Regions from separate parts of the Homo sapiens genome. Here region 2 is linked to region 1. The links are chromatin contacts, found by Hi-C or POLR2A ChIA-PET in ENCODE. All regions are on one chromosome and are shown on one strand. The core of a region is the stretch at or near the end of the contact, and the rest is flanking DNA. Distances in the headings are between cores, read along the strand shown.

Region 1 (4,852 bases), core at 999-3,498:
CTTTTGACCACAAACTCCTAACAGTCAGGGACTTCTCATTTGGATTTCCCCAGGGCTTGGAATTTTGTTTTGTTCATGGGGAGGGGGTGAGATTTTTAAAATTGCATTAATGAATGAAACCAATCAATCCATTGCTCCATGCTGTGTACAAACACTGTAATAAATATTGGTTGACTTCTTATAACTAAGGCAATAGGAGCTTCTCTCAATAAACTAAATTCCAAGGAAAGAATGAAGGTAGGAAAGTAGCTGGTTTATTTGCACCTACTATATGACAGGCCTTAGTTTAGGTTTGTTTGTTTGCTTGCCTGGAGACAGGGTCTCATTCTGTCACCCAGTGGTGTGGTCTGATCATAGCTCCCTGAGGTCTGTAACTCCTTGGCTCAAGTGACCCTCGTGCTTCACCCTCCGAGAGTAGCAGGGACTACAGGCATGTACCACCATGCTCAGCTAATTTTTTTTTTTTTTTGTCAGAGTCTTGCTCTATCACCCAGGCTGGAGTGCAGTGGCACAATCTCAGCTCACTGCAGCTCTGCCTCCCAGGTTTAAGCGATTCTCCTGCCTCAGCCTCCCAAGTAGTTGGGTGCCTGCCACCACACCTGGCTAATTTTTGTATTTGTATTTGTATTTATTTATTTATTTATTTATTTTGAGATGGAGTCTCACTCTGTCACCCAGGCTGGAGTGCAGTGGCATGATCTCAGCTCACTGATCCTCCACCTCCTGGATTCAAGTGATTCTCCTGCCTCAGCCTCCCAAGTAGCTGGGATTACAGGTGCCTGTCACCACGCCCAGCTAATTTTTGTATTTTAAGCAGAGACGGGGTTTCACCATGTTGGGCAGTCTGATCTCGAACTTCTGACTTCAAGCGATCCACCCACCTTGGCCTCCCAAAGTGCTGGGATCCAGCTAATATTTAAATTATTTTGTAGAGACTGGGTCTCAAAATGTTGCATAGGCTGGTCTTGAACTCCTTGCCTCAAGCAATCCTGCCACCTTGGCCTCCGAAAGTGCTGAAATTGCATGTGTGAGCCACCATGCCCAGCCAGTATTTTCACATAAACATTATTTCAGTGAATTCTCACAATCCTGCAGACACTTGCAGACTCAGTTTTGGTTTCTTACTTAATGTAACACAACCTTAGAGTGACAGGTCCATCAGCGAAATCCAGCATATTTGACTCCATGATTACCAAATGCACTATCTCCATTTATTGGAAAAGGAAAATTGGAGGTCACTCAAAGAGCAGTGAAGTTATGGAAATATGAAATTTTTCACATGACTCTGAGATTGAGTGTTTGGGTACTATCGGGAAATGTTAAAAATGTCCATTTTCTTTTCTTTCTTTCTTTCTTTTTTTTTTTTTTTTTTTTTTGAGACAGAGTCTCACTCTGTCGCCCAGGCTGGAGTGCCGTGGTGCAATCTCAGCTTACTGCAACCTCCACCTCCCAGGTTCAAGCGATTCTTTTGCCTCAGCTTCCTGAGTGGCTGGGAGTACAGGCATGTGCCACCAATCCAGCTAAGTTTTTTGTATTTTTAGTAGCGGTGGGGTTTCATCACATTGGCCAGGCTGGCCTCGAACTCCTGACCTCAAATAATCCACCTGCCTTGGGCTCCCAAAGTGCTGGGGTTACAGGTGTGAGCCACTGCACCCAGCCCAAAAATGTCTATTTTCAATAGTGGTTTAAAACACTCTTGGACAGCAAAAGAAATAAAAGTTGAAGGACATTGTGACAGCAAATTGATTGTATGGGAACTCTGGTGAATGCGAATCATTTTTAAATTACTTTTTTTGTAAAGTGCAAAACAACAATAGCACCCATTTGCGTCATACTTTATAGTTCGCAAAGCACATGGGAAAAATAAAGGTAATGATGGGGATCGTTGCAATTCATAGGAAAGGAGGCACGAGGAAATGAAAATGAAAGGGAGTAATAACTACGTAACTAGTCAATCTTCCTTAAAAAAAAAAACCCTTAAAATATACCACCATCTTCTATTTGATATAATGCAGAATGGGAATGATAAAAACATGAATTACATTTCAGAGTTTCAAAAAGCAAACCAGCTTTATAGCAATGCTTGAGGTTGGGCTGCTAACAAGCTCACTCAACTAGTGTTTCCTGACGGCCAACGTCAGAATAATTCCATCTCCATGAGAAGTACAGAAAGAACCACAAACCAAACCTCCAAATTGATTCTAAGATAAAATACCCTTAAAAAAAATTTCCCTTCCTATCCGAAGGCAGACCAAGAGGAAGTTTATCCTCCCACCTACAAATTCCCCAGAGAGCTTTCATCTAGAAGGTTTGACTCTGGCCAGACAACCAGCGAGCATCTTCTCGCAATCTGTTGCTTCTTCCATGGCAAACTCCAGAGAATTAAGAAGCCAAACTCAACATCGCCATGGGCCTCAGGACGACTAAACAGATGGGGAGAGGCACTAAAGCTCCTGGTCACCAAGAGGGTATGTAGGCATTTGCTGTCTTCCTGGATTTCTCAGAGCTGAGTTTTTAGCCAGAGGTTGCTTATTTACGATAATTCTTGGATATATTATACACTAAATACTATTATTATCTTTTTCGACCCGACTTTTATCTTTCTGTTCTTATGTGTGAAGGCAGAGAAAGATTATTTAGAGCTCTTCAAAGATTCCTATTTAATTTAAAATGCCTGTCGCCTTCCTATAATAGGCTTATGATGGATGATAGCTTTAGTTAAAATGTAGCAATCTTAAATATATTCTTCATAACCAATTCCAACGTGTTCTCACTTAAGTAATGGGTATAAAACCCCACTTAAGCGTAATATTTTAAATATTTGAAGCCATCTTTTCTGAGAGAACCCGAAGCTGTTTTTTCTAGAGAAGCTGTGAGTGTGTATTGGGCGACTTCTGTTCACTCCTTTTCTGCAGCACTCACCCTGGAGGTCATGTAGTAACTAATGCCAAAGAAAAATCAAAATAGAAAGTACCAGCGTGTGCCATCATGCAGCGGCAGAGCCTGCTTAAAGATCAGGAAATTTGTCTAAATATCAGATCGCCGGCGGGCATCTCAGCCCAGGCCTGTGTAAGGGGAGTTCTGGTGTCTCAGCTGAGGGCGTGAGTAGGGAGCCAGGAAAGCGACCCGCGACTGCAGCCGTTTCTTAAGGCCAGTCCTTCGCTCGCAGTCTGTCCCGGGCGGCAGTCGTGTCAGCCCCCCGCTAGGACCCGCCCAGGGGGACGTGGGTACCGGGCAGGACGCGCGCTCTGGGCGCTGGGGACGCCCGGGACACTCGGGGCCCCGCCTTGCGTCCCAGCCCCGGGTCGCGGCACCCCGGCTCCCGCCCCGCGCCTCTGGAGGGAGGTACCGAGGGACGCGCAGCGAAGGGGCTTTGCTAATTGCCAAAGCAGGAAGTGAGCTCGTGGAAGAAGCGAAGGAGGAGAAGAAGAAGGGAGGGGAAGGCGGAGGAGGGCAGGGGCGCGCAGAGCCACGGTTTGCTCCAGGCGCGTCGGAACCGCAGGACTTTTCATCCCCGTGGTCCCACGGTCCTCCCGCGCCCCGGAGGCCTGCCAGCCCCGCTCGGACGCTCGTTTGCCCCTAACCCGCCGCCATGGCTTCACCGGACGACCCTCTGCGCGCAGGTAAAGGGACACAGCGCCGCGCCCGCTCCTGGAGCGAGCACCGCGGGGCGGGAGCTCGGGAGGCGCTCGCAGCAGCCGCAGGGCTATCGAGGCCGGGCCTCGGCGACCCCCGAGGGAGGCCCGGGAACCACCCCCGACCCAGGCGCCAGACCCGGAGTCGCACGGGGCTCCCAGTCCAGCCCCGCGAGCGGCTGCTGACCGCCCCTCCCGCGCTCGCCAGGGCCCCTGCCCCGCGTCAGCCACCGCGCGCCTTCCCCCTGCCCATGCCGCAGCCCCCGTGGCTTTTGTTCTGGACTCGGGATGCCAGGTTGAGACACGTCCTGCAAACCTCTGGCAGAAATGGGCGCAAGGGGGTGGATTTCGTTTTCGCCTCCCGGGCTTTTTCTTTCTCCCCGCTCACATGCCTTCTCATTACTCCTCTTCCTCTCTCCCATTGCACTTTGATGAAATGGTTTTGTCTGTCTAAACATTGGCCCTCGGAGCTATTTCATCAGATAGTATCCGCAGAATCGAGAGGCGGATCCCACCTGTGGGATCCCATCTGTGATTAGAATGGCCTCTAGTTCTGTCTTTATTTTAAAATATTGTGTGTTGGTACCCGAGGTCGGAGTGGAGATTTTTCTCTATTCTCTCACGTGAATCTAAAATCCGTCCCAGACCTCGCTTTCCTGGAGTTCTCTCTCTCCGCTGTCCTATAACCTAGACGGTGACATCCGTGGGTGTTTCTTGAACACACGAATGAATGATCTATCCCTCAGAGTACACTGGGGCTTTACTTGGTTTTGTTGAGGTTGGAAACACTGAAGAGAGTTACACAGAACCTGATATAACCGTTTAGATAAACGCGTTTCCTATTTCATTTCTTGAGCTTGGGCAGGGGCCGAGTTTGAATGTTCCATCCTTAAATTGTGGCTTCAGCAGTCAAAAGGAGACAGTGTGTCTGCAGGTGGTCAGAAGACTACACCCAACAACTAAGTTGGCATTGTGATGGCTGGGTTTGGGGGCGTTTCTTGGAAACTTCAAAGAAAGATCTACCTTTTTTTTTTTTAAGTGGGGATTGTTAAACATTTTATCAATTGGATGCGGAAAATAAATACATTGTCTAGATATTCTTCCCCATCCCCATACCTATTGTTTGAAAAAACAGAAGGGGAAACAAAGGGAGAAACCCTCCTACTGCCCCATCCCACTCCACTCCTACCCTAGCATCCACCTCCTTTTCTGAGAAC
Region 2 (4,866 bases), core at 435-2,934, 230 kb before region 1:
TTTTATAATATAAAGTTTCAACCTGCCATGCATTTGTAACATTTTCAGATGAATTTGCATACATACGTTTTGAACCAGCGTGTGTGATAGAGACTGGTTTCTTTAGTCAGGAGTCTGTGCTTGGTGCACTAAGAGTTTCAGTCCCCCTCAGTTACTGCGAGGGTCTCCTCAGGAGTCTCAGCCCACAGGCAGCTAGGATCAGGATGCACCCCCTTTTAAGGATAGGGGGATTATGAAGTGTCCAGAGAGTGGTGGCACAGAAGTGGAGACACTAGGGTGTCCAGATGTGGGTCCTGGCTTAGGGGAGAGGATTTATAAAGTAAAATGGCTGCAGAGATTCTGAATCAAGCGCAGGTTGGAAGCATAGTGCTTTGTTGGTACATCAGAGACACTGCCTCCAGGGACATCAGAGGTGACTTCTGTTGAGTTCTGCTGACTGCACAGGAGACACTGTCATACCCACAAAGAATAGCAGGGGACATTTCTGCCAGAAACACCACTAAGACATTAGTAAAAATGATTGTAACCCAGCTACTCAGGAGGCCGAGATGGGAGGATCACTTGAGTCTAGGAGTTCAAGACCAGCCTGGGCAATGTAGGGAGACATCATCTCTAAAAAATAAGACAAATTAGCCAGGCATTTGGGCTGCACCTGTACATAGTCTCAGCTACTCAGGAAGTTAAGGCAGGAGGATTCCTGGAGCCCAGGAAGATGGAGGCTGCAATGAGCTATGATGGCACCACTGCACTCCAGCCTGGGTGACAGCAAGACCCCGCCTCTTAAAAACAAACAAACAAACAGAAAGATTGTAAGACAGCAAATGTCAACTTGAGTTAGTAGTTGAAAAAATAGGCTTGGCGGGGTGGCTCATGCCTGTAATCCCAGCACTTTGGGAGGCCGAGGCAGGCGGATCACGAGATCAGGAGTTCAAGACCAGCCTGATCAACATTGTGAAACCCCGTCTCTTTTTGTATTTGTAGAAATACAAAAATGAGCCAGGCATGGTGGCGGGTGCTTGTAATCCCAGCTACTCGGGAGGCTGAGGCAGGAGAATCACTTGAACCTGGGAGGCAGAGGTTGCAGGAAAAAAAAAAAGAAAAGAAAAAAAATAGGCAAGCGGGAGTTCAAAGGGTGGGAACAAATCAGTGACGCGTGAACAGACTGATTTATGAGGGCAGGGGGCAGAGTCCAGCAGCTGCTCAAAGGCCTTTATGCTTCTGTCGAAACAAGTACGTCACATGCAGAGCTCTAGGCCTTCCTGTGTCATCCGAAAGGATGGGGTGAAGGCCTGGGTTACCAAGGGGGCACAAGTCGCCCACAGGTCCGGGATGAGGAGGCCTTGGCCCACTGTGGGAGCGGGTGGTGCGGAAAGCCCATGAGGGCTCTCGAACATTCCCCAGCGCCTGACAGCGGCCAGCTGGGGACATCTCCCAGCCGTGGCTCAGCCTTCAACAAGTCAAAAAGCCAGCATCACCCACAGCGTCATCCCCAGATCTATTCTAGGTTCTGAGGTTCTAGGTGGGACTTTCAAAAGCAGAAGAAACGATGCTAAAACCGAAAGGAATTTGCCATTAGGGAGAAATGCTTTATTTTCACCAGATGACAAACTTCAGGGTTTCTGATCAAAGTTGCTGCAATTTCTTCTTTCTCCTTCAGGCCTGATTCTGCTCCCCTCCCCTGTCCTCCCATCCTTCTTGCCACAACGGGGGAAGCCCTGAAAAACCCCGGTGTTTTCATAGGCTGTGTGGAGCCCAAGGAAGGGGAGGGAAAGGAAGTGGGGCTCATTTACCACCATTCAGTTCCTGATCGGGTTCCCCAAGAAGCAGCTGGGACTCTCCAACCCAACCTCACTTCCCCGGGGTCCCTGTCATTAGGCAGATGGCACTCCCATGGCTGTCCCTGCCATGTTCCCTCAGACCCCTCCTTGCTGCCTCAGTTTCTCAGCCCTCCACCCTTCCCTGCCTCCTGCCTCTCCCTGTCTGCCCTTCTCGGGACCCAGGCTCCTTCTGTCTGTCCACAAGCATGCTCAGGTCTCCCCATCTTAAAAACAAGGTCTGGACCCCCTGAATAACCTCTTTCTTGCATTTCACAAACATGCGCTTTTGGAAAGCAGTTTATGCTCTTGAATTGACTCACTGCTCCCACTTCCTCCTGCTGCCATCCAGGGTCTGCCTGTTCCCCCTCCAGCCTCCCCGTCAGTCGAGCCTGCCCTTGGCCAGGCCCTGTGGCAGCTTAAGGTGAAGTGGTCCAGCCTGTCAGCCGCACTGGACACCCTGACTGTCTCCTGCCCGGGGCCTCTCTCCCCTGCAGTCTTTGAGGCCTTGACCACTGAGGGGACTGCTCTTTGACCTCCTCCCTACTCTTAGTTTTTTTTTTGTCTTTTTGTTTTTTTTTAAATAACAGCTTTATTGAGGTATAATTCACATTTTCTGTGCTGTCCCCATCTCGAAGTGTACCACATTCAGAGTTGCGCAGTGACCCCACAGTCCACTGTAGACCTTTTCCATCCCAGAAGGAACCCCGTGCCTCTTAGTGGTCACCCTCCAATTCCCCGCCACGCCCTCCAGGCCCAGGCATCATGAATCTGTGTTGGGCCTCTGATTTGCCTTCATTTTCACCTTCTCTGTCAACCCATGGTCTGCAGCCTTTGCTCTGCTCTGTATCCCAGGGACCTCTCTCACAGCACAGGTCTGCATTTCAGCTGTGCCAATGCTCCCCCGAAGCTCTCCGCACCCTTACCCTGGACAGCGGCCTCTTCCTGGCTGGTCCACACCCCAGCCCGACCTTCTGCTGCCCTCCCCAGCTCCGGGCTCCTGCAGCACCTTCTCTCCTCACCCCCTCCCTCACTGCTCCTAAGTCCACATGCAGGTTCACACCTCCTCATGCTTCCCACGCCTCCATGCACTTTTCACACCTCCACACATCACATCTCCTCACACCTCCACACACACTTCACACCTCCTCACGCCTCCCACTCACACCTTCTCACGCCTCCCACATCTCCACACGCTTTTCACACCTCCTGTTATGGTTTGGCTGCATCCCCATGCAAATCTCAACTTGAATTGTATCTCCCAGAATTTCCAAGTGTTGTGGGAGGGACCCACAGGGAGGTAATTGAATCATGGGGGCTGGTCTTTCCCATGCTATTCTTGTGATGGTGAATAAGTCTCACAAGATCTGATGGGTTTATCAGGGGTTTCTGCTTTTGCTTCCTCCTCATTTTTTTTCTCTTGCCGCCGCCATGTAAGAAATGCCTTTTGCCTCCTGCCATGACTCTGAGGCCTCCCCAGCCATGTGGAATTGTTAAGTCCAATTAAACCTCTTTTTCTTCCTAGTCTCGGGTATGTCTTTATCAGCAGTGTGAAAATGGACTAATACAGTAAATTAGTACCAGGAGTGGGGTGTTGCTGAAAAGATACCCAAAAATGTGAAGCAACTTTGGAACTGGGTAACAGACAGAGATTACAACAGTTGGAGGGCTCAGAAGAAGACAGGAAAATGTGGGAAAGTTTGGAACTTTCTAGAGACTTATTGAATGGCTTTGCCCAAAATGCTGATAGTGATATGGTCAATAAAATCCAGGCTGAGGTGGTCTCAGATAGAGATGAGGAACTTTTTGGGAACTGGAGCAAAGGTGACTCTGGTTATGTTTTAGCAAAGAGATTGGTGGCATTTTACCCTTGCCCTAGAGATTTGTGGAACACTGAACTTCAGAGAGATGATTTAGGGTATCTGGCAGAAGAAATTTCTGAGCAGCAAAGCATTTAGAGGTGACTTCAGTACTCTTAAAGGCATTCAGTTTTAAAAGGGAAACAGAACATAAAAATTCAGAAAATTTGCAGCCTGACTATACAATAGAAAGGAAAAACCCATTTTCTGGGAAGAAATTCAAGCACGCTACAGAAATGTGTATAAGTAGCAAAGAGCCTAACGTTAATCCCCAAGTCCATGGGGAAAATGTCCCCAGGCCATGTCAGAGACCTTCATGGCAGCCCTTCCCATCATAAGCCTTAAGTCCCTTTTGTGGGCTGGGCCCAGGGTCCCCATGCTGTGTGCAGCCTAGGGACTTCGTGCCCTGTGTCCCAGCTGCTCCAGCCATGGCTGAAAGGGGCCAACGTAGAGCTCGGGCTGTGGCTTCAGAGGGTGGAAGCCCCAAGCCTTGGCAGCTTCCATGTGTTATTGAGCCTGCAGGTGCACAGAAGTCAAGGTCTGAGGTTTGGGAACCTCCGCCTAGATTCCAGAAGATGTATGGAAATGCCTGGATGCCCAGGCAAAAGTTTGCTGTGGGGGTGGGGCCCTCATGGAGAAGCTCTGCTAGGGCAGTGCAGAAGGGAAATGTGGGGTCGGAGCCCCCACACAGAGTCCCTACTGGGGCACTGTCTAGCGGAGCTGTGAGAAGAGGGCCACTGTCCTCCAGACCTCAGAATGGTATATCCACCGACAGCTTGCACTGCGCTCCTGGAAAAGCCACAGACACTCAACACCAGCCCGTGAAAGCAGCCGGGAGAGAGGCTGTACCCTGCAAAGCCACAGGGGTGGAGCTGCCCAAGACCATGGGAACCCACCTCTTGCATCACTGTGACCTGGATGTGAGACTTGGAGTCAAAGGAGATCATATTGGAGCTTTAAACTTTGACTGACCTGCTGGATTTCAGACTTGCATGGGCCCTGTAACCACTTTGTTTTGGCCACTTTCTCCCACTTGGAACGGCTGTATTTACCCAATGCCTGTATCTCCATTGTATCTAGGAAGTAACTAGCTTGCTTTCGATTTTACAGGCTCATAGGCAGAAGGGACTTGCCTTATCACAGATGAAACTTTGGACTGTGGACTTTTGGGTTAATGCTGAAATGAGTTAAGA

What was found. A loop is a pair of places that touch in the nucleus more often than their neighbours do. ChIA-PET counts read pairs that join two places held with the same protein, here RNA polymerase II (POLR2A). Pooled maps may share reads with other maps.
Region 2: a pooled map shows a loop between it and region 1 (2.9-fold over the local background). The contact joins the enhancer-like site here to the promoter of EDARADD in region 1. A Hi-C loop is called at or near these places in 2 of 37 single-sample maps with no recorded cell type and 2 of 50 pooled maps. POLR2A ChIA-PET finds 5 or more read pairs at or near these places in 3 of 52 experiments (Panc1, activated CD4-positive, alpha-beta T cell and activated T-cell).

What each region holds. Positions count from the first base shown.
Region 1 is chr1:236,392,038-236,396,889 of GRCh38, forward strand. It overlaps EDARADD (EDAR associated via death domain), which reads left to right and starts at 2,249. Exons shown (of 6, transcript NM_145861.4): 1 at 2,249-2,468. The coding sequence starts at 2,408. RefSeq lists an enhancer at 2,871-2,920 and a silencer at 3,121-3,530.
Region 2 is chr1:236,158,532-236,163,397 of GRCh38, forward strand. All of the region lies in intron 1 of GPR137B (G protein-coupled receptor 137B), which reads left to right. Among named protein-coding and RNA genes, the nearest start is that of GPR137B, 18 kb to the left of the region's middle. RefSeq lists a silencer at 40-89 and enhancers at 1,055-1,104, 1,205-1,654, 1,745-1,794. Within about 2 kb of position 1,685, at least 5 of the 41 ENCODE cell types and tissues checked have a DNase peak (open chromatin) inside an H3K27ac peak, as active enhancers do.